2 separate regions of the Homo sapiens genome follow, and region 2 is linked to region 1. The links are chromatin loops, found by intact Hi-C in ENCODE. Cell type or tissue: dorsolateral prefrontal cortex. All regions are shown on one strand. Links, peaks and the distances in the headings refer to the core of each region. The heading gives the core; the rest is flanking DNA. Region 1 overlaps MINDY4 (MINDY lysine 48 deubiquitinase 4). Region 2 holds the start of AQP1 (aquaporin 1 (Colton blood group)).

What was found. Peaks named below come from ENCODE experiments on the same cell type or tissue, not always from the same donor. Only the 100,000 strongest peaks of a DNase experiment are listed, where the experiment ranks them.
Region 2: a loop joins it to region 1, with 2.3 times the contacts of the local background. A loop is called at or near these places in 30 of 110 quality-filtered maps.

Annotation. Positions count from the first base shown.
Region 1 is chr7:30,795,320-30,806,507 of GRCh38, forward strand. The region is part of intron 5 of MINDY4 (MINDY lysine 48 deubiquitinase 4); the gene reads left to right. The region is part of intron 7 of INMT-MINDY4 (INMT-MINDY4 readthrough (NMD candidate)); the gene reads left to right. Among named protein-coding and RNA genes, the nearest start is that of MINDY4, 29 kb to the left of the region's middle. RefSeq lists enhancers at 4,481-4,600, 5,467-5,596. In dorsolateral prefrontal cortex, for the core only: CTCF peaks have their summits at 5,579 (motif pointing right) and 5,784; a DNase peak (open chromatin) is centred at 5,542; H3K4me3 peaks cover 488 bases; H3K27ac peaks cover 537 bases.
Region 2 is chr7:30,905,725-30,916,912 of GRCh38, forward strand. It overlaps AQP1 (aquaporin 1 (Colton blood group)), which reads left to right and starts at 6,129. Exons shown (of 4, transcript NM_198098.4): 1 at 6,129-6,569. The coding sequence starts at 6,186. RefSeq lists enhancers at 1,494-1,993, 3,118-3,617. In dorsolateral prefrontal cortex, for the core only: a CTCF peak has its summit at 3,153 (motif pointing left); a DNase peak (open chromatin) is centred at 6,042; H3K4me3 peaks cover 1,698 bases; H3K27me3 peaks cover 307 bases.

The DNA of each region.
Region 1 (11,188 bases), core at 1,996-9,995:
GAATTGAGAAGAGTTTTATCCTCCCTTAGGAATTCAACCCACAGCAGTTGCCACAGCACTGACATCTAAGGGTCAGGGCTGGTGAGCAAATGTGTGCCCTGTCACATGGCTTCAACCATGGAGCCGTGGGATCCAGGGGTACCAAGATATGAAGGCCTATGGTATAAATGAGGGTTCTGAGGCCCAGAGAGGGGCACAGACCTCTCCAGGGTCACACAGGCCATCAGGGTCAGGGACCAGATGACCTGACAGTATAGGCAAATAGAGGGGTGCATGTGTTTCCTGTTGCTGGTGTAGCATTACCATAAGCTTAGTGGCTTGAGGACAAACACAGATTGATGGTTCTGGAGGTCAGAGGTCTGAAGGATGTCTCACTGGTCTGCAATCCAGGTGTCAGCAGGCTGCATTCCTTCTGGAGCCTCTAGGGGAGAATCTGTTTCTTTGCCTTTTCCAGGTTTAAGAGGCCACCTGAATTCCTTGGCTCCCTTCCTTCACCTTTGAAGCCAGTGACGTTGGCTGAATCCTGCTCAGGCTGCCTTCTTTCTGCTTTTCCCCTTCCTGCTCCCTCTTCTGCTTTTGAGGACCTTTGTGATTACCTTGGACCCACCTGGTTGATCCAGAACACTCAGCATATCTCAAGGTCAGCTGATTAGCAACCTTGATTTCATCTGCAACCTTAATCCCCCCTTGCCATGTAACCGAACACATTCAGGGGGTCTGGGATTAGGATGTGGACATAGTTGAGGGAGGGGGTCATTTTTATGCCTGCCACAGAGGGCAGCTGTTTGTTGGAGCACTGTACTTTTTTTTTTTTTGTCTCACTATGGTTTTTAAAATATTCATCTACTCTCTCAATCTCCCTTCTGACCACTCTCAAAAGATTTTTTTGTGTTTTTCACATTTCCCCCTGTCTCACTGTCACATCTGTCTCTTTTTTATCTGGACCTTGTGTGGAAAAGGCAACAGGAAACCCACAGCCATGCCATCCCCAGAAGCAGCAGGCTTAGGTGAGGGGAGGATGTCTAGCTTTGGGGCCTGCTGTGGTGAGTCCATGGAGCTTAGGGTCATCATTAATTTCATGAAATGGATTTTGTCCTGGAGAAAGTGAGTATCTTCCCAGAATACAGCCTTGAAGTATGATATAGTCCATGCAATTGAAGTCTAATTTAGACTTTTAAAAAAGATTTTAAATTAAGCATTTTAAAAAGCAGGGTGGAATACATGCATCTTTAGGACTTGTTTACATTCTTAACTTCATAGACTGTCAGTGCTGGAAAGATCCTTAGAATCCAAACCCTTTATTTGGCAGGCGGGGAAAATAGAGCCCCAGAGAACAGAAAGGAAATGACTCACTTGAGCTTTTGCAGGTGTAGCAAAGTTATTTTCATAAACTCTGTTTTCCCTTGTAGTTAATGTTTAAAGCTTTCTTTTTAAATAGGCATGCTCCTCCTGTATTCACTTAAAGCCTCCATCACAGATGTCACTAACCAACATATGATGTCTTGCTCTTCATGTTACAGATCCTTTGGTTTTGGGTAGACTTGATTTCAGACTCTGAATTCCTGGAGTCATACCCTCAAAAAAAAAAAAAAGACCCTGTCAATTCACAGACATACTCATTTATTCAGTTAATTTATTCAACAACTATTTAGCAAGGACCAGCAGTATGTTAAAGATGGCTTGTACTGGCTTCGAATGCTGATTTTTAGTGCCCCTTCTTAACTTTGCATTCAGTGACATCACATTGGTAGCTTGGAATTGGTCATGTTTAGAATATTTATACCATGGAGATTGGCAAATGCAGCAAATCAAGGTCCCCATCCCTGGAGAGCCAGTTGTTAACATTTACCAGCACACCACCTGCGATGGCCTACTGTGTGCCAGACCCACCAGCCAGTCAGCTGTGAACAAAGCAGATTGAGTCCCTGCCCTCTTGGATCTTCCACTTCCAGTGAGACGAGGCAGCCCACAATAACACCAAAACAAGGAAATATATAACATATCTGAGGATTACAAGTGCTAAGGGGAAAAATAAATCATGGAAGAGTGACAGGGAGCCCTGGGGACAGAGCTGCTATTTTATAAAGAGGTAGCCAGGAAAACCTACCAGAGAGGGTTACACTTGAGAGGAGGCCAGAAAGGAGACAGGGAACTTGCACTTTGATCTCTGGACGCAAATGCCGACAGCAGTTGTGCACAGGCCCTGCAGTGGGAGCATGTTACTGATTGAGGCTGGACTACATGAGGGAGAGAGGAAAAAAAGCAAGAAAGGAAGCAAGGGCTTGGTCATGTGGGGCCTGGAAGCTGCTGAATGCATTGGCTTTTACTTTGGATACTCCCGCATCTAGGAGATATGGGAGCCTTTGGAGGTCGAGCAGAGACATGCTGTGATCTCACTTGTGTTTTAATAGGGTCCCTCTGGCTGCTGTGTTGAATAGATTCAAGTGTGGAAGGAGGAAGGCAAGTGTGGAGGCAGGGAGACCAGTTAGGCAACTGCAGTAGTAGAAGAGAGCTGGTGGTGGCTTGCATCAGGGAAATGGCAGTGAAGGTGGTGAGACATGGGCTAGAATATGGGTGTATACATACATACAGACATACATCAGCAGGGCTATGTTCTGAGAAGTGCATTTTCAGAAGCGCATCCACATCTGTGGGCCCCTGGAGGCACTGAAGGACCTGGGAGAGTTTGGGGTGCACCTGTCTCTCTCCTCGAGACTGCTGAAGTGGAAACATCATAGAGTGTACTTACACTGACCTGGATGGTGCAGCCTACTACACACCTAGGCTAAATGGCTTAGCCTGTTGCTCCTAGTATACACACCTGGACAGCATGTTGCCGTATTGAATGCTATAGGCCATTGTAACACAATGGGAAGTATTTGTTTATCTAAACACATCTAAATTTAGGAAAGGTACAGTAACAATATGATACTATAATCTTATGGAACCACTGTGATATATGTGGTCTGATATTGACCGAAACCACATATCTCATTGGGATTCGTGTATGGATTGGATGTGCTGTGTTAGAGAAAGAAAGGAGGCAAGGATAACTGCAAAGATTTTGCTGAACAACTGTAAGAGGGGGGTTGCCGTTCCCTGAAATGAAGACTGTGGGAGAAGCAGGTTTAGGTCATGGTCATTGGGCCATAATTTATACCTCTGGTCTGCATGTTACTTTCTTCTTTTTTTTTTGAGACAGAGTCTCGCTGTGTCGCCCAGGCTGGAGTGCAGTGGCGTGATCTTGGCTCACTGCAAGCTCCGCCTCCCGGGTTCACGCCATTCTCCTGCCTCAGCCTCCCGAGTAGCTGGGACTGCAGTCGCCCGCCACCACGCCTGGCTAATTTTTTTTGCATTTTTAGTAGAGACGGGGTTTCACCATGTCAGCCAGGATGGTCTCAATCTCTTGACCTTGTGATCCGCCCGCCTCGGCCTCTCAAAGTGCTGGGATTACAGGCGTGAGCCACTGCGCCCAGCCCTGCATCTTACTTTCTATCAGGCCAGTGGTGTTTCTTTGTGAACTGGCCTTCCTGTGGCCTTAGTTCAGGGTCCATGTGCTTGCAGTCCACACATGTGAGCAGTGAGCTGTCCTGTTACTTTTGTGCTGTGACATTTCTCCTCTGGCACTGGGGTTTTATTGAAGCTGTTTAAGAGGCTTCCACACCAGGACTATTACTAGAGCCCAAGTTAGTAGGGTTGCTCACAGCTACTGTCTAAGGACAGTAAAAGCAAGTCCCCATCTTGCCTTTATGTCATGCACTTCTTTGTCTTGTGCTTGCAGGTTGCAGTCTGCTGAGCAGACCTCCAGGCCTCTCTGGGCCTCTGTGCTCCTGTCTGTAAATGAAGGGGTAGGATGGGCTGCTCTGTAATGGCTCCCCAATTCTACCCTCTACACATGCCTAGACCAGACTTCTGACTTCTTTTGTAATCTCTGAATTACTTTGATTCAGTTGACCTCTCTAAGGCTCATCTTATGTAAATAATGAGCCTGTAAACCAGGGTCCTGTGACTTTGGAGTCCTTCCTAGACTATAGGCTCCTCTGAGCACCTGTGGGTATATAGTAAATGGATTTAGGACACAGCAACCTGGAATCACTCCCAGCCCTGAGTATGAGCATCTGTCACTGGAGGCCTGTTCCAGGCTGTTCCTGGCTGCAGCATTTTGAGCTGAAGGCAGGCTGACTAGGGCAAGGTTAAATTCCACCATCCCTAACCCCTTTGCCTATTACTTGTTGAATGGTTTCTCAGGTTAGGTTCCTAAGAACAATGGTTCTTAAACTGTGATCTCTGGACTGGCAGCATCTGCATCATCTGGGAACTTTTTAGAAACAGCTTGTCTGACCCACTGAGTCAGAAGTTTGGGGGTGGAGCCCAGGAATCTGGGTTTTAACAAGCTTTTTAGGTGATGTCATGCGTGTCAAGCTTTGGGAAGCAATGCCCTAGGGGCCAAGCCTGAGTCAGATTCCGGTACATGTAATTTGTTGGGGGCATGCTCTCAGGAGGAAGTGGGGTGAGGAAAGTGGAACTGGGCAGGGGAAGGAGCTCAGCAAAGGTGTGAGGGCTAAGGGCTCAGGCTGATCCCCTGGGGAGATGTGGAGCATGAATTGACTCAGAGTTAGTCCCATGTTTAAGGCAAGGGAGTGAGCTTTTTGTGCCCCTCTTAGTCATTGGCTGTGGGCTGCCCATCCTGGAGTGGGGCGGGCAGTGTGCAACCTCCTAGATGAGTTTGGCAAAGGACGATTCTCCAGAAAAGGATGCAGCTGTGAGCCCTTAGCAGCTGACATTGACAGCAGCTGGGAAGTATTTACCTGTCTGAGGCAGCTGGGTGGGACACCTGTGGCCTCCATGTCAGTTCTCATGGCTCCTTCTGCATTCACCCAACCCCTAGGTATTACAGTAAAGATAAACTGCAAAGCCTGTCCCTGGATATCACCTTAGATGCATTGGATGCCCTGGTGAGATGGGCCAAGCAGGGATCTTTTACAGGTTAGGATACAGACTCCAGAAGGTGAGACTGAAACGAAACTGTTTCCAGGCTCAGACAGCCTTTCCCATCATGACATGTGCAGCCCTCTGCAAGAGCATCATATTACCCATTACTGGCTTTGTGGCTGGGTCACGTCCTTTTGTCTTAGTGAGTTCAGAGGTGTCATAGCCCAGGTAGGCACTGGGGATGCCAGTGCATGATATGGTTCCCTGCCTCCAGAAGCCCAGGGTGCACTGGGATGCCCTGTGTAATTGGGTGCTAAATTGTGGCCCTCACAAAGGAGTGGAAGTTCAGGGAGCAGTTAAGGGACGCTATTGAGGGGGCAGGAGGGCCCTGGGCTTGGAGAGGCAGTGTTTAATGCAAAAGACTTCCTGGTAAACCAGTAACATTGGAGAAGGAATGGCTGTACTTTTAATTCACAGATCCAGGGGAAGATTAACCTGCCTTGTTCTGCTGTGGGTCTCTGCAGCCTTGATACAGCCAAGGGCCCAAAGCCTCAGTGTTTCTGCCTTTGCATTGAAACACTCCTCTGACACTGGGGATGCCTGGCAGTTTTTCAGGTTTTGCAGAAGAATGGACAGTAGATGGCAGCAGATCTTCATCAATCCTCCCAACCCCAGCGATTTAGTCTCGTTGCCCTTGTTGCATAATTTAATTCAGGGGACATTCACCAGGCCCTACCAGACCTTTCTTAAGCAGTCCAGGGGGAGAGAGACAAGTGCATCCCAAACTCTCCCAGGTCCTCTAGAGCCTCTGGAGGCCCCCAGATCTGGAGTGAAAGCCACGGGCGCACAGATGCCTCTCTGTGTCCTGAGGGGGAATGAATTGTGCCAGCCGGGACTTGGAGGAGGCTTACAGAGGATGTGGCATTTGCGGTTCATTGACTGTTCCCTGCTTCTGAGCATCCCAGCTCTGAAAACATCTGCACCTCATGGGATGAGTAATGGGGAGAATTTTCATTTTAATTTGTCTTTATGCATTATTTGGACTTCACATCAGACTATTAAGGTTCAAAATCTGACTCTTGAGACACACAATACCTATTTCCTTTCCAGCATGCCGGTCATCCTGTGTGGATAGTGGCCTGCTTGGGCTCTTGCACTGGTTCAGCCTCACCTTCTTAACCTGTTCTGGGGACCTCTCTTCTGTGGTGGATACAGCTGTCCTCCACACCTGCCATTGATGCCCGATGCTCAGCCACTTCTCCCCACTTCTCAGCCTGTTGATCACATTTTACCCTATACATGTGCCCCCAGTCCACAGTGGAATGCCATTTCTCCTTCTGATTGCTGGCCTCCTGAAAGTAGGCACAGGAGATTAAACATGAGAAACAGCTCCAGTGCATGTTACAGGCCACTCTGAGCCCTCCAAAAATGGGGTTGATGACCCCTAAACCTTGTGTGGTTATTATAACCCCAAGGTACCTTCAGTTCCATGGTTTCCAAGTCTCTGATCTGATGCGTCTGCAGAGGAAAGAGATTTCCCTTGACTCAGATTTCCTTTGAGATCCAGAAAGTGCGGCTAAAGAAGTGAGAGAGTGGCCACACATCCCCCTGGAAGGGAAGATGAGTGATCTTGTATTGTCCATCTGTGGACATCAGCATGGCAGCTCTGAGATCTCCCTTGGACCACACCTGGGCCCTTGCCAGCTCCATCCTAGGTTCTGAGTCCTGGGATACAGGCTGGGAAGATGTTCCATGCAGGAGAAGTAGCAGCTGTTAGATGGAAGGAAGTTGTTGGGCTCTGAGATAATATTTGGGAGATGAGTGTGAGAGAGCAGGAGTGGTATTATGGAGAATCTTTCCTGTATTCCTTTTTTTCTCACTCCAAGATGCTTTTGTGCTGCTCTGTTAGCTATGTTCCAGCAGTTCCTGGCTACCAGAATCCCATATAAAGGCCCACATAGAGGTTAGTAGGACCAGAACAAGGCTGAGTGAGGTGAAGCATCTAGGATGCAAAATGTAAGGAGCTACTCACTCTCACAGTTGTTCAGCTGCAGGCTGGACACCTGCATTAACCTGAGAGGGAAGGTCTCTTAAAATTTTGCACCTTAGGCTTCTTGATTATCTCACCCTAATCCTATCCTGGTTAGCAGAGTTTGGCTGCTTTCTTTTGTTCCTTCAGTATCTTGGACAACCCTCAGTATAGAACAATGATTTGATAACTCATATTTATATTCATGAACTTTTTGAGGCCTGGAATGGGGCCTTATTTCTCTGTCTTTACTCAGCCATGTCTCTGTACCTGGCAATAATAAGTGCCAAGCAAATGAGAGAGTGCACTTAGCAAGGAGAATGGAAGGGAAAGTTATGCTAATCTGTCTGTGATAGTATCGTGAAACTTAAAAGTGGTAAGTCTTTCATATAATTGAAACAATTTGAACTTTAGTTTGCCTGTTGGCATTCATTAATTTACTCAGTAATTTTTTTGTTCATACAAAACTAGTTACATGACTGCCTGATCACCCAACCATATATCTAGCCAACTAAACAACTAACCAGCCATCTGACCACCCAACCAACCAACCATCCCAACCGACCAACCAAACCAACCAACCAACCCAACCAACCATCCAACCATCCATTCATCCAACAAACCATTCCACCCATCCAATCATCTCACCCACCCAACCAACCAACCCACCCAACCAACCAACCTAACCAACCCGGCCAACCAACCATCTAGTCAACCAACAAACTATCCAAACATCCATTCCATCCAACCAACTAACCAACCCACCCAATCAAACCAGCCAACTCACTGTCCCAACTGTGATGCCCCATCTTTAAGTCGTCTGGAATGTTGCCTTCTTCAAGAAGCCTTTCCTGATCTCTTCACTGTACCTATACTTGGACATGATCTGTTTCTCAGACCTCTCATGGCACATGTCACGCTGGAGAGAGTTGACAGGCTACTTTGTTCCTCCTGCTGGACTGTCAGCTGCCTGAGTATAGGGGTGACTTGTCTGTGTCCCTACCTTTTTGAGTTTTGCTCAGAATTATTCCAATAAATAAGAATTGAGATGGATTCTTGACTTTGCTTGGAATTTGGAAGGGGAGAATGAAGTATGAGGTCTTTCCTTAACTTAAGAAGTTCATAGAAGAGCAGAATTAGTGACTTAGCACACAGAAAAAGTCAACTAAAAATAGCAGGCAGATCTGTTTCAGGGTCAGATGGATGGTGCTAATTGAGATGCCGTAGGAGCTTAGAGGAGAGGGAGGGGGTTTTCTGGATGAAGCAGGGCTAAGCTGAGCCTTGAAGGCTGAGTGGGTTTGAATAACCCAGTTTTGTGTGGCAGGGGGCAGTCTTATTCTTCAGGCCTTATTACTGTGCCTGGAACATATTCATCACTCTTCTGTGCCTTGCTCTAAGCCTGAGGTTTTGTTTTTGGGGTAGGGGGGAAAGTTTGCTGGTATCCCTGGGGTCTCATTCCTAAAGACTGAAGCAGCTCTCTTGTTCTTCCCCAGCGTGTTTTTCTACGGCCTGCATTGGGTTTTGCTGCATTTGCAGACATTTTTGGATAATGTACACTTATGGTGGGTCATGGAGAAAACCTAAGCTCATAGCTCCACCTAAGGATCATGGCATTTATTTAGGGAAAAGATGGGCGTCCTTGTTCCTACCCTGTGATAGGCTGGATGCCTTGGGGCCTGACATAGAGAGAGCCAAAGTCTTTCCCTTGCCAAATCCCATTCAGTCCTGCTGGAGTACTGGGTGTATGCCTTCCCTCATGACTCTTGGGCTGGTTTTCTCAAATGGTGGCTGAGGGATGGAATTCTGCTGTGACTGTCAGAGGTGGTGTCTCCATTTTGGAAAGATGGCCCCTGATGCTGAGTTATGTTAGGGGCATATTGGGCAGAGTTCCTCAAATCACAAAGATGATCTGCCAGGGCAGCTTCCTGTATGGCTAGATTCCATGTGTGTGCCTCATTCCAGAAAATTCTACTTTGTTTTCTCTACTCATTCCACAAGAAGTTAGTAAAGCCATGGGATTTCTTTCATTTCCTGTTGAGGCCAGTTTTGTGGTCATAGGTCCCTCAGAAGTGGGGCCTTTTCCCAATAAAGTAAACAGTTTTTGATCTCAATCTAAATACATGGTATTTAATTTTATTCAACAAAGCATTTATAGAGTGCCTCTTGCTTGTTCGAATGGTGTTGGGGAGAGAAATGCTGAAGATGAGGTTCCTGCTCCCAAGAGGCTGAGACATCCCGACAAATATGTACTACAGGATTAAGAAAAAGATGAGTGTGATAAGGGATCTGGCAGAGTTCCACAGAGATAGAGTCTGGATAGTTTCAGGGATAATTATGCTGTCGATATCTGTTGAGTCCTCACTATCTGACTGGCCCTCTTATAGGAGCTTTGGATGTATTACTTCATTTAATCCTGACAGCAACTTTACATATTTACAAGTGGGGAAACTGAGGCACAAAATGACCAAGCAGTCTGAGTTCATGCAGGTTTTCTGGCTTTTGGGGCCTTAGTCTTAATCATTATCCTTGGCCCTGACCTGGGGGAAGAGGACTGTTGAGAGCTGGCATTAGCAAGGACATAGAGGGCAGGTCTGGCAGTTCAGAGAGTGGAAGAATCCCAAGCCGAGGGGATGCTGTGAGCAAAGAGGTGGGCAAGTTGGTGTAGCTGGAGCCCAGGGGATGTGTGAGTGGTGGGAAGAGGGTAGACTGCAGGCCCGACAGGTGCCCCAAGAGCCAGACCTTCTTCTCTAGGCAATAGAGAGGGATAGAAAGTTCTCTTGTGTTTTGGGTTCTGTTGTTTTTTAACCAGGAAGATGTGCCGCAAGGTGAGTCTAGGGGTGCAGCAGGTCTGAGAAAGGTGACTGGCAGCAGGGCCCCTGCCGGGAAGGCAAGTGGGCTCTGGCCTGGATGTGCCAGAGGGGTAAGGAGCCAGGGAGCTGAGGAGGAGAATCCAGAGGACGAGGCAGTCAAGGAGGACTGTGGGCCTGGAGGAAGGGGAGGTTGGGCAGGCAGTTAGCAGGAGTAGGGGCACCTGAAGGGGAGGTGCTGCTTGAGTCAGGAAGAAGATGAGTTGTTTCTGGATATGTCCAGTGGAGCTTTTGTTTCCACAGTCAAGAGTGGGGCAGAAACGCAGATCCCAGGGAATGTTGGGAGGAGCTGGCATGGGCTGAAAGCTGAATTCCTTGGAGGGTGGACATTGCCAAGGTCAGTATCTTGCAGTGGAGACCACGTGCTTGGTGTGGGGCAGGGCAAGAAAACGGAGTGGTCAGAGCAGAGCCCCACCCAAGGCGAGGGAAGAGCCAGTCTCCTGGAGGCAGGAGGTTGCATTTTCGGACCCTTAGGAGAGGTTGGGAGGTCACTGGGCCTGGTGATGGCGGTTCCCAGGTGGCTTTGGAGAGAGCACCTTGAGCAAAGTGCTCCGGGGCAGAAAGTCAACTGTCGTGTATTGAGGAATGGGAGGAGATGAGGACATGTGTGGAGAGCCTTTGTGAAAGAAGTTTAGAGATGAAGGGTACACAGGGACAGGGTGGCAGCTCAAGAAAGAAGAAGGTTAAGGAATAGGGCCGTTTATTCAGGACAAGAGAGATTTGTGCATGTTTGTGAGCCATGTTTGCACCAGCAGCAGAGACAAGAAATTCACCATTCACAGAGGCAGGGTGCACGGGCTTGGGTGGGGCCCGGAAGGGGACAGTGCTGACAATACCAGAGTCATTTTCTGTTACGCTCAGTAACGATAATTGATGTCTGTAATGATGGGCCCAGGGCATTACAAGTTCCTGAAGTGCCTTTTAAATCTCTAATGAAAGAGTCAATTCTACTCAGCAGAGTTGTTGAGTTACTTGAAATTTATTCCAATTAAGCAAAGCTTTGTTCAGTTATTGAGATCTGCTATTTGGGAAACATTGCATTGTATTGTATTCTGAGACTTTGAAACTTGGCTCGCCATCTTTCACATATTTAGTAACTTGGCATGGTGAGGTTGAAAGGGCCCCGCTTTAGAATTGAACAGATTTGGGTGCAAATCCTAGCTCTGCCATATACTAACAGGGCAAAGGCAAAAACTTTTTAGCCTCTTTTAACTTTTTTAGGATTGTCATAAGGAATAAGTAAAATAAAATATATCAAATATTTGGCCCACAATGGTTATTTTAATAAATATTAGCTTCCCCCCACTCTAGCTATTTGGTTAGCCAAAACACCCATTTAAAAAAAAAAACAGATGGATAT
Region 2 (11,188 bases), core at 1,654-9,653, 110 kb after region 1:
TTGGTTCCTGGTCAGGGAGGGCACTTTTCTGAGTCCTTGCTGCAGCCTGAGGAGGAGGTGGCCTCTTGTTAAGCAGAGAAGGGAGGAGGAAGAGGCTGGGTGTGGCAAGCAGAACAGGCCAGGCAGGACTGGAGACCCGGGGTTCCAGCCTAGCTCCACCCTGCCCCACCAGAAAACCCTCTGAGCCTCAGTTTCCCATGCACCAGAGGAGGGCGTCAGATCCGGTGCTATCTGACCCCCTCTCCCAATCCTGGTGCTTTGTAATCTAACAAGCCAATGTGGGAGACTTCTGAGGGAGCCCAGGTCGGGAGGAGCAGGATGGGAGGCTGCTGGGGCCTAGGAGAGAGGAGGAGCTCGGCGTAAGGATGTGCTCCAAAGCCACTTACACACATGACGCTTCCTTCCAGGGCCCCACAGCGCCGAGGCCACTCCAGGCAGAGGCCCTTGTTTGCTCTGCCCTCCCTAAGGGTGTGGGCTGGCAGCCTGGCACAGATGCCACCCCCAGCTTTTTCTGCAAGTGAGGAATGCCTGCCCTTTCGGGCCAGCAGGGATTCCTCACCCTCAGGGCAGGGCTGGGGAAAATGTGAATTCACCCCTTCCTGGACTTCCTTCCCACAGAGTTGGGGTGGAAGTAGGGCCCAGCCTCCTCAGGGCACCCTCATTCTGAGAGTTCAGTTTGACTCTCAAATCTCTGCCCCCATCCCTGAATGCAGCACCTCAAGCCCTCACGGACCCCAGCCTGGCTGATGGCAACTTTTTCCCATCCTGTCTCTGTGGCTCATCCTCTATGGCATGAAGCAGGGACCATTGCTGGAGAGTTGATGGTAAAACATCAGAAAACCATGCTTTCCAGAAAGAAATGAGTGCAGCATTATCCCTGCACCCCTAGGACAGTAAGCCTGGCCAGTGCTCAGGGCAGGCAGCGGCAGGGGTGAGGAGGGGGTGGGGGCAGGGAGAGAAGTGCATGGGAGGCAGTAGCCTAGAAAATTACTAAATTGTTCCAGCTCTGGTGAATCACTGGTGGCCTGCTAAATCCGCTTTTGATTTAAGAGAGATCGTGTGACACCTAAATGTTCAGGAATTATCTGTCAGACAGGGAGGAATTCACAGGCTTTGAGAGGTGGGTGCCTATCTCTTCTCTTGGGGGATTGAGATAGTCAGCAGATGCCACTAGGATCAGCCCCCACATGCCCAGCCCTGTGCTCAGCTCTGCAGCGGGGCATGGTGGGCAGAGACACAGAGGCCAAGGCCCTGCTTCGGGGACGGTGGGCCTGGGATGAGCATGGCCTTGGCCTTCGCCGAGAGTTCTCTTGTGAAGGAGGGGTCAGGAGGGGCTGCTGCAGCTGGGGAGGAGGGCGATGGCACTGTGGCAGAAGGAAGAGTGTGGGTGCCAGCACCCAGGCACGGCCAGCCTGGGGTATGGAGCCGGGGCCTCTGTCTAGAGCAGGAAGGTATGGTGAGGACCTCAAAAGGACAGCCACTGGAGAGCTCCAGGCAGAGGAACTTGAGAGGCCCTGGGGCCATCCTGTCTCTTTTCTGGGTCTGTGTGCTCTGGGCCTGGGCCCTTCCTCTGCTCCCCCGGGCTTGGAGAGGGCTGGCCTTGCCTCGTGCAAAGGACCACTCTAGACTGGTACCAAGTCTGGCCCATGGCCTCCTGTGGGTGCAGGCCTGTGCGGGTGACCTGAGAGCCAGGGCTGGCAGGTCAGAGTCAGGAGAGGGATGGCAGTGGATGCCCTGTGCAGGATCTTTAAGCAGAGCCAGGAGCCACTGGTCAGTTGGGATGGATTCACTGGGAGGAGCATTTTCTGATTTTCACCACCTCCTTTCTTAGCAGCCTCAGGGACTGGGTCCTTTCTTCCCACCCTCCATCAGGGTTCTCTGCCCCAATTCAGGAAAGCCTGAATGATTCTGGAAAATTCATCCAAGCTGTGGGCGAGCTGATGGTGACTAGATGGTCAGGACCAGTCTGCTGTCTGAGTCCCCTCCTACCCCAAACTCCATCTTCCTGGTGGCCCTCCTGGAGGGAATGAAGTCACTGTTTCCCCTAGCCAGGCTTGTGGGTGGGAAATCCCTGCTGGCCCCAGAGGAATGGTCCATCCCGCCTCAGCCCCTCTGCCCTGCACTTAGCAGAAGCTTCTGGCCAGTGATAGCCTCAGCCACACCCAAGGTCTGGACCCTCAGCCAACATCCGAGGCTCCGTCCACTCTCCTCCGGATGAAGCCCAAGGCTCTCCCACCGGGAGACGGGGCCCAGACAGTCCTGGGAACAGCCAGCTCTGGCTGGAACGTGGGTCACCCAGGCACGTCAGGAATGAGGCACATCTGGAAAAGCCTTTGCCGAGACCATTGCTGTCAGCAGGGCCAGGCAGTGCCCAGCTTCAGTGGCCTCAAGCCCCGCCCAGGGTTCAGAAGTGGGGGTGGGGGCTGCCCCCTTACTAGCTTGGCTCGGGCCCGAGTCCATGGGAGGACCCAGGAGCCAGCAGAGGGCGAGGGAACAGCACCTGCTAAGTCAGGAAGTCCTGGAAGAGAGCTGGGCTGCACACAGTACCTGCCCTGGAGCCCAGCCTCCTAGGGCTCACTGGGACCACAGGGGTGGCTCTGGCTGCCCTCAGCTCCTCTGTTGCCCACTCTTAGCCCGGTGCTTCCATTCCCACCCCACCACCCTAATTATACAGGGTTGTTGGAGGCTGTCCCCTCCCTCCCTCCCCACCCCCAACCCATCCTGGCACCTCTCTGGGCCTGCAGCCCCCAGATTTTGTACTGGGATTTCTGTCTGGTAACCAGGTCATTGGGGGCCCTTCCTGACAGGTGTGCAGAGAACTGCATTTGGGCTCTGGGATGGGGGCATCCTGAGTTTTAGTGCCAGCTCTGCCTTTCCTTGGCAAGTCACTTACAATCTGAGCCTTTCGGGGTTGCAGGAAACAGGCCCCAGCTGGACACTGTGTCCTTTCTTCCTTTCTTCCTTCTCTGGTTGGCCTGGATTTGTGGCAGATCAGGGAAAAGGAGGCGGAGGGGTTGGAGACGTCCCTGGGCCTGGGGCTCCAGCGGCAAGCCTTTCCCCTTTTTAGCCACATGGCCGGGTAACAGCCACAGGGCCCCTCGGAGGTGGTGGGCACGTGAGCTCTGTATTGGCATTCCTGGCCGTGCCTGCATTCTGGTGGCGCCTCCTGGCGACAGCCATGCCTTCCTCCAAAAGAATGGCACCATAATGGTGGTATTAAAGGCAGAGGCCACACTCACAAGGGGGAGAGGTTGGGAGATGCAAGGGGTGGTGGAGTGACACCCTGAGGACCCGCATAGCCTCCTGAGATTGGTGGGCACCTACTTGCCTGGACAAAAGTGCTTTGCCTGACCACTTCCCCCTGGTCCCCCTGGCCTCCTGCCCCAATGCAGAACAAGGGCTTCTGCTGAGTGCACACACACACACACACACACACACACACACACACACACACACACTCTGCAATACCTCGATCATCAGCCACCGTGTCCTCACCTAACCTGCGGGCCCTCACACCAAGATGGAAACTGCATGTGAACAGGAGCTGGTCTGTCTGGCTCGTGGCTGTCTCCCCTGTACACAGAGCAATGTCTGGCATGTGACACACACTAAACATTTATCCAACTATATGTTGGATAAATTAGTAAGTTCCAGATGACTCTCACCCACATGGGCCCCCTGGAAAATCATGGGTCCTCGGCTGCACAGATGCTGACCCAGCCACGGACACCATCATGGACACACGGGACATGCCTGGGTCCATGCAGGCCCGTTTTCCTGTCTCTGCCACTCTGCATGGCCACACTGGCCTGAGTTCAGTGGCTCCTTGCGGCCTGGTGCCTGCTCTGCCCCTGCTTCTTTCCTCAAGTCTTCTTGGCTGGGTCCCAGCACCCGACAGCCTCAGAACATAGCAGGGCAGGGACAGGTGAGGGGAGGAGGAGGTGTGTATGTCCCTCAGTAGACATGGTCTACGGGAGATGCCCAGGAGCCTGTGGCCTGAAGGGAAATGGCCATGTTCCAGAGGACCCTGGTCTAAGGGGTGCCACCCCTGCCCTCAGGAGCCAGGTCTGCAGGAGAAACAGTTTGCCCTCCAAAACTTCAAGGTGAGGGGATCCTAGCCCTGCAGAGAGAGCTCTGGTTGGACGCCCCTGAAACTGACCAGAGAGCTCCTCATGTGGGTCAGTGTCCCTGCCAGGGCATGGGGCCAGGGGCCAGGGGCCAGGGGCATGAGGGAGCCTCCCAGAGACTGGAATGCTGAGCCAGGGCTCCTCAGAGGAAAGGATGTAGAGGAGGGCCCAGGAAGTAGCCCAGTGGGGCCAGTTTCCTCTCCTGGACAGCTAAGAAAGTACTTATGACCTTCGGCCACCTGGGCTGTCTGAGCAGGCAGGGCCTGCTGGCCACCACCGTCCTGTACAGGCACTTAGGGGAATGAATCTTCCCCACCTGCAGCCCCAGCAAACACACACCAGGCTGGTCCCTGGCAATTCACCCCAAGAGCCAGGCCACAGCTGGGCAGAGGGGTGGCCAGTAACAGCTGGTGTCATTCTCTGCAGGATAGCCCCTGGACAAGAGGCATAAGACCCACTCATCCTTGCCCTGCCCCAGGCACACTTAGAAAAGTCCTCTCACCGGGCCTCAGTTTCCCACCTATAAATGGGAAGATGCCAACACGCCCGAGTGGGACTGTGGTGGGGCAGGCAGGAGGTGGGAGGAGAGCCCAGATCATCCCAGGCCTTCCCTAGGGGACGCAGGGGGACCCTCCCTTCTGGGCCTGGTTCTTCCAGCACGTTCCATGCAGCAGGCAAGAGGGCCAGGCCCAGGGGTTCCTGACAGCTTGCTGGCCCTGGAGTCCAGATTCTTGTTTGTTGGCTGGCGCTAGGCCTCTGGATTGGAGATGCCCGGGGCACAGGCGGCCCACGGGGATCTGCAGCAGGGCCTCGGCCCCTCCCTCTGCAGGGGCTCGTCTGGTCCCTCCCGCTCTCTGCCTCTCCTCATTTATCTCTCCCTTTCTGCTTCTTGGCTCTGGGTCCAGTCCTATCTCCCCTGTTTCAGTTTGTCTTTTCCTAGCCCTTTGCGCTCTCTCTGTCTCTCTCAGCCCTGCTTGTCTCACTGTCTCTGGCTGGGGGATCTGTCTCTTTCACTTCCACTTTTGCTCTATTTCCCTGCTACTGTCTTTCCTTTCTCCTTGTCTGTCTCTTCTCCTCCCCTCAGCCAGCATCTGTCTGTCTCTGCCTTTCTCTCCTGCTCCCTCCCTCCCTCCTCTCCAGCACCTTCCAATGCCAGGTGGGGCTGCCATTCCTTCCACCTTCCCAGTGACCCGCCAGTGTGACTGCCTTGAGAGGAAAGTCCTAAACTGTCCCTATCTTCACCAGCCTGCCCTCAAATCATTGGTTCAAATCGCTGTCGAGAAGTTTGGGAGCTCCCAGGGCGGGGGCTTTCTAACAGCTCTGCCTAGCTCGGGCCTGCCCTCAACCGCAGCATGCAGGGCAGCCACAGACAACCTCTCTGCAACTTCTGATGCCTCCGTGCCCCCATCCACAGAGCCCTGGCTCTGGGGGACTGGGGACTCTGGGACATCCCTAACATGGCATGCAGTGGCGGTGCGGGAGGACTTGACTGCCCCTCTGGAGCCCTGGGCCCGGGGACTCCAGGCCAGTGCCTCTCTGGGTCGGGATGGGGATGTCAGGCCAGCAGGATCATGGTACCTGCCTCCAGGGAGGGCAACGTCCACCCACTGAGTCCAGCCCGCCCACCCCACCCACTCCGGAGCACCTGGCTCTGCCCTCAGGAACTCCCTGAGCTTTGCACACAGGGCCGAGACACCTGGATTTCTCTGGTTCCCTGAGTGGGGCCAGCTTGGAAGAATTTCCCAAAGCCTATTAGAGCAACGGCTGCCTCCTGCCTGCCTCCTTGGGCTGGGCAGGGCTGAGGGCGGAGGGAGAGAGAGAGAGAGGGAGGGGGAGAGGAGGAAGGAAAAAGTTGGCAGGCCGACAGCACAGCCGTGTCTGCATCCATCCAGAGGAGGTCTGTGTGGTGTGGGGCGGGCCAGGAGCGAAGAGAGGCCTTCCTCCCTTTGTGCTCCCCCCGCCCCCCGGCCCTATAAATAGGCCCAGCCCAGGCTGTGGCTCAGCTCTCAGAGGGAATTGAGCACCCGGCAGCGGTCTCAGGCCAAGCCCCCTGCCAGCATGGCCAGCGAGTTCAAGAAGAAGCTCTTCTGGAGGGCAGTGGTGGCCGAGTTCCTGGCCACGACCCTCTTTGTCTTCATCAGCATCGGTTCTGCCCTGGGCTTCAAATACCCGGTGGGGAACAACCAGACGGCGGTCCAGGACAACGTGAAGGTGTCGCTGGCCTTCGGGCTGAGCATCGCCACGCTGGCGCAGAGTGTGGGCCACATCAGCGGCGCCCACCTCAACCCGGCTGTCACACTGGGGCTGCTGCTCAGCTGCCAGATCAGCATCTTCCGTGCCCTCATGTACATCATCGCCCAGTGCGTGGGGGCCATCGTCGCCACCGCCATCCTCTCAGGCATCACCTCCTCCCTGACTGGGAACTCGCTTGGCCGCAATGACGTGAGTGGGGTGTCCCTGGGCTTGGGGGGGTTCTAGAATGATGCTGAAAGGCACTGGTTCCATCCTCTGCCCATTGTGCAGATGGGGACACTGAGGAACGGAGAGGACAAGAGGTTGCTGGAGGTCACGTAGAGAGCTGGGGGGAAGAGCTGGGGCTGGAACTCAGCTATGCATGCCTCCCAAAGCCTGTTTTCTGCCAGGCACTGTGGGAAGCTGAGATCCAGAGAATAATGGTCTTGCCAATGTCCCCTGCAGGGCATCTATTATGGGGAATAAGCTTGGCCAGCAGTTCCTCGCCCCTTGGCTGTAGCTTTTTGGCCCTTCTCAGTCCTGCCTGTGCCGCCAGCTCCCTCCTCCTGCAGCCCTGCACCCTGGGGAAACTTTGCCCGCTGTCCCCAGCCACCCTGAACCAAATGCCCAGCCTGTCTGCAGCTGGCTCTGCAAGTGTGTGAGCAGGACTCCCTCAGGGAGCCCCCCATATTCACACTAGTTTCCAAATAAACCACCTCTAGGAATCAAGAGAAAGGCCCTCTTCCACTCTTTTGCCCCTGAGATTAGACAAAGATAAGGGAGTGAAAACACTCTCTGGGGCTGTTTGAAGGCAGTTTTCCTGGATTACAGTATGGGCTGGGGGGCAAGCGCTGGGCTCCATGGTCTCTAGGCACTGAGAGGTGTGGCGTGTGTGTGCATGTGCGTGTGCGTGTGTGTGTGTGAAGGTGTGTATGTGTGCATGTGTTTGCCAGCATGAGTCTCTGTGCTTGTGTCAACTGTGTGCATGTTTGTGCTGCTGTGTAAGGGTGTGTGGGGGTGAGTTTGCAACACGTGCCCATGGCTCCTGGCTTGAATGGGGTCTGGACTGGGGTCACTAATGACAAGCAGATGCTGGTGACTGGGTGGCAGCTGTGGAAAAGAATGTCTCCTGGGCTGCTTAGCATGGCAAATTGGCCCTGGTGGCAGCTGCCTGCTGTCCCAGACACGGCCTTTCCCAGCTCCTCAGACAAGTGCAAACTCAGGCCGGGCTTGGGCCACAGCAGGGGAGGATTTGGCCTGAGAGACTGGGGAAGGCTTGGAGGATGTCTCTGAGGGCCCAAGGGACAGGTGAGCAGGCCTGGGGGTGCCCTTACAGGGAGGGAGAGAAGCCAAGGAGCAGAGAGGAGGACTCGTCTAGAGAGATGAGGCTGGCGGGGCTGTGGGCAGGGCATGTGGGTGTGGGGACGGTGTGGGCCATCTCTGAGGGCGCCTCAGAGATGGCAGATAGTGATTACAGCAGCTGTCCTCTCGCTTCCCAGCCAAAGTTCAGATCCTGCGGCTGGCAGCCCAGGAGAGGCTAGGTGAAGGTCTGGTGCAGAGGGCAGCTGGCTCAGCCTGGCCATGGGGGGCTTAGCACTTCTGTGTCACGGTGACACCTCACCCAACCTCCTCTGCAGCCAACCTCTGCTAGGCCCAAGATTGAAGATTAGCTCCGTGGGCTGGAGTTTAGACTTTAGCCAGTTTAGACGTGGCCGCGGGGGATGTACGGGACAGAGCTCAGGCAGGCCACATCAAGCTCTGCCCCCCCAGGCCTCAGTTGCCAGTGGGTGCAGAGCTTGTGGCCTCAGGGAGTTCTGCTGGGTAGGGTCAAGCTCACACTGAAGCTTGGCTGGGTATGATGGGCTGGGGGAGCGTCCCTGTAGGGGAGTGGATGTGATTTCCAGGCTTTCTGGCCCCGTCTCTTCCCTCCCATCTCACAGGGCGGAGCCTCTGCACCTGCTGGCGAAGGCTTCACCCTCTAGTATGCGCATCCGAGGCAGAGGCGGGAGGGTGGGCCCCTTCTGTGCCATCTGGAACAGAGGCCACACCAGCCTCCCGTGCCCCATTCCCTCCCTGGCCTTCATTTTTTATAGTCACCCCAATACTTGGGCTGGGCGTGTTGCAAATGGGAGAGAAAGAGGAGCAGCCTAGTGTGGGGTCCGGCCCTGGGCTGAGAGGCAGACACCTGGGTTCAAGACGTGTCCACTGCTAACTTGTTGAGCTTCTTTGGAGCTGCGGACCCTGACCCTCGAGAGGGAACTCAGGTCTTGTGACCTCACAGCCACACCCAGACAGCCAGCTCACTTCATTGCTTTGAGCTTATCACCCATCCCACGAAAGCTGGCTAAGAGCAGCCCAGCAGGGGCAGTGCTGAACATAAGGGCGCTTAGCATGATGGTGGGGGCTCAGGCGCTGTCCTGTCCCAACAGTGGAAGGGTGGGGTTCAGGACCTCAACTCTGGGCCTAGAAATAGAGAAGGTACCCCTCTAAGGGCTCCCGTCAGACACTGGCCCTGGAACTGGAGGGGCCTCAGGGGTGGCCTGGATGCCTCAAGAGGAGCAGGGAACAGTCTGGGCAGCAGGTGACACACTCTCTTTCATGACCTGGGGTAGGCTCCTGCAGCCTCTCTGGCCCTGAGCCCCAGCCCAGTCAAAACCTGGGTGGGGCAAGTGGTTGGCATGGAGATTTCCAAGGAAAACAGAGAAAGATGTGGCAGGAAGTGGTTGGGGTGAGTCAGGGGGTGTCCCTTCGGGACATGCTGGGGACAACTTTCTCCTGACTGACTCAGGGCTCAGGATATGCCCTAGAGAGACCGTGGGCCTCCGTCCAGCCTGCAAGGTCCCGGCTAGTTCTAAGAGCCAAATACCAATTTTGGCTAAGGGTGAGAGGCTCTGAGGCTGGGGTGGACACTCTCACCTGTCCCTGTCCTAGCTCAGCCACTAACACCATGTGGCATCACACAACAGACTGGCCTGTGTGGCCCTAGTTCCTGTCTATGAGATAGGGACATAGCAGGGTGTGGCTGGGCTCTGAGAAGTAGGAGATGCTGGTGGACTCAGGATTCCTGGCATTTGCTGGCTTTTTTCATTCTTCTGCTGTCTGGTCTGCTCAGCCGGCTCCCTGCAAGCATGACCAGGGACTGCTGGGTGCTCAATGCAGGGCTGGGTTAGCCCGGCTCCCTCCCGAGAGAAGCCCACAGCCCTAGGTCAAGATAAGCCAGTGCCCAGCTGCCTGTGATATGAAGCAGGAGGCAGATGCGATAAGAGGTGTCAGGGCGGGCCCGGGAACTTTTGAACTTAAGGGGTGGGAGGGCCAGGAAGGCATCAGGGAGGAGGTTTCGTAGGAGCCTGAATGTGGAGACACTGCAGAGGGAAGGGGCAGAGGGACTGTGTGAGCAAGCACAGGCTAGGAGGAGGTGAGGGCCGTGGTACGGGAGTTGTTGGGTATGGTCAGGCTGGGGGTGCATGGGAGGAGGGTGGTGAGGGCTCAGGATTCGGGCCAGGGGCTGCATCCGGGGGAAGGGGTCTGGATTCCCAGAGCCTGTGATTTCAGCCCGCTGGGCTCAGGCAGAGGGCAAAGCTACCCTCTTCGGGGTCTTCTCCCAGCCCTGCTAATTCCAGGCCTGACTGCTCAAGAAGTGTTTCTACCTGCAGCATCAGGGGCCTGACTGAAGCCCTAAGTTCTCCCCTTTATCCCGTTTTTCTGGGCTTCAGTTTCCCCAGTCATAGAGTGAGAGGCCTCTTCATGCCACCAGTTCTCCCGGGGGTGCTGCTGCCTCCTCCAGAGCTCAGGGGAGGGATGGGGAAAGGAAGGCAGAGTTTCCATGTCCCTGCCCAGCCCGTCCTGCCCAGGGAGGGGCTGGGGGCTGGGTGGTGATGCCACATCTGGGACATATAATTACTGTTTCCGCCAGCCCCAGATGAGGGGGAGGGCACAGAGATGGGGAGCTTTGTGGTGGAGACTTCCCTCACCATGGAAAATCCTGACGCTGCTTCCCCTTTAGGGACCTCAGAACAGCCCAGCCGGTCCCAGTGTTGCCCACCCTGATGCTTGGCCCTGACTGGGATTTGCCCTGGGAACTCTGAAGGGGCCATGCTTTGAGAGGGGACACGGCCTCCTGGGATACCTGTCTGAGGGGCTCACCCCCTGCTCACCACTCCCAGGCCACAGCCTCCTGTCACACCTTGCCTTCCCTTCTCCACCCCAGGCAACCTTCTAGCAGCATGAAGTGGCCATTAGCTCACTGCAAGCCAATTCCAGATGGTACCCCCACTTAGTCTAGGGCCCCCACCCAGCAGGGGCCATGGCCCTTACCTTCTGGAAGCACCAATGAGTCTGGAGTCTCCTGAGTGGCTGGGATCTGAGCCCTCACACCGGGAGGTGAAGGCAGGAAAATGCTGTCCGCGAGGCCCTGCAAGTGGCCAGGATCCCCTCAGTCAGGGCTTCCCCATGGGGATGAGAGGGGCTCCTTGCCCACATGGAGTGGTGCCCAGGGGGATCATGAGGGGCTGTCTTCACTCAGCCAGGAGCTACAGTTCTGTGGGGTGGGCAGACTCTGAGGCTGAAATCTCCAACTTAAAAGATATCCGGAAAGGCCGGAAAATGCCCCCGGCCCTTCCAGCAGCTCCTTTCAGTGCCTGCAATCTCGCTGTCAGGGCCCCTTGAAAGGCAGATTTCTACTCAGTGTAAAGAAGGTTGTTGTTGATATTGTTGTTGACACGAAGAAGGGGCTGTCTCTAAGTCAATAAGCTCCCTGCCATTAGGGGTGTGCAAGTAGATGCTTTCTGGTGAGGAGGCTGCTTTGGGGGTGCTAGTCTATGCGGGGGTCC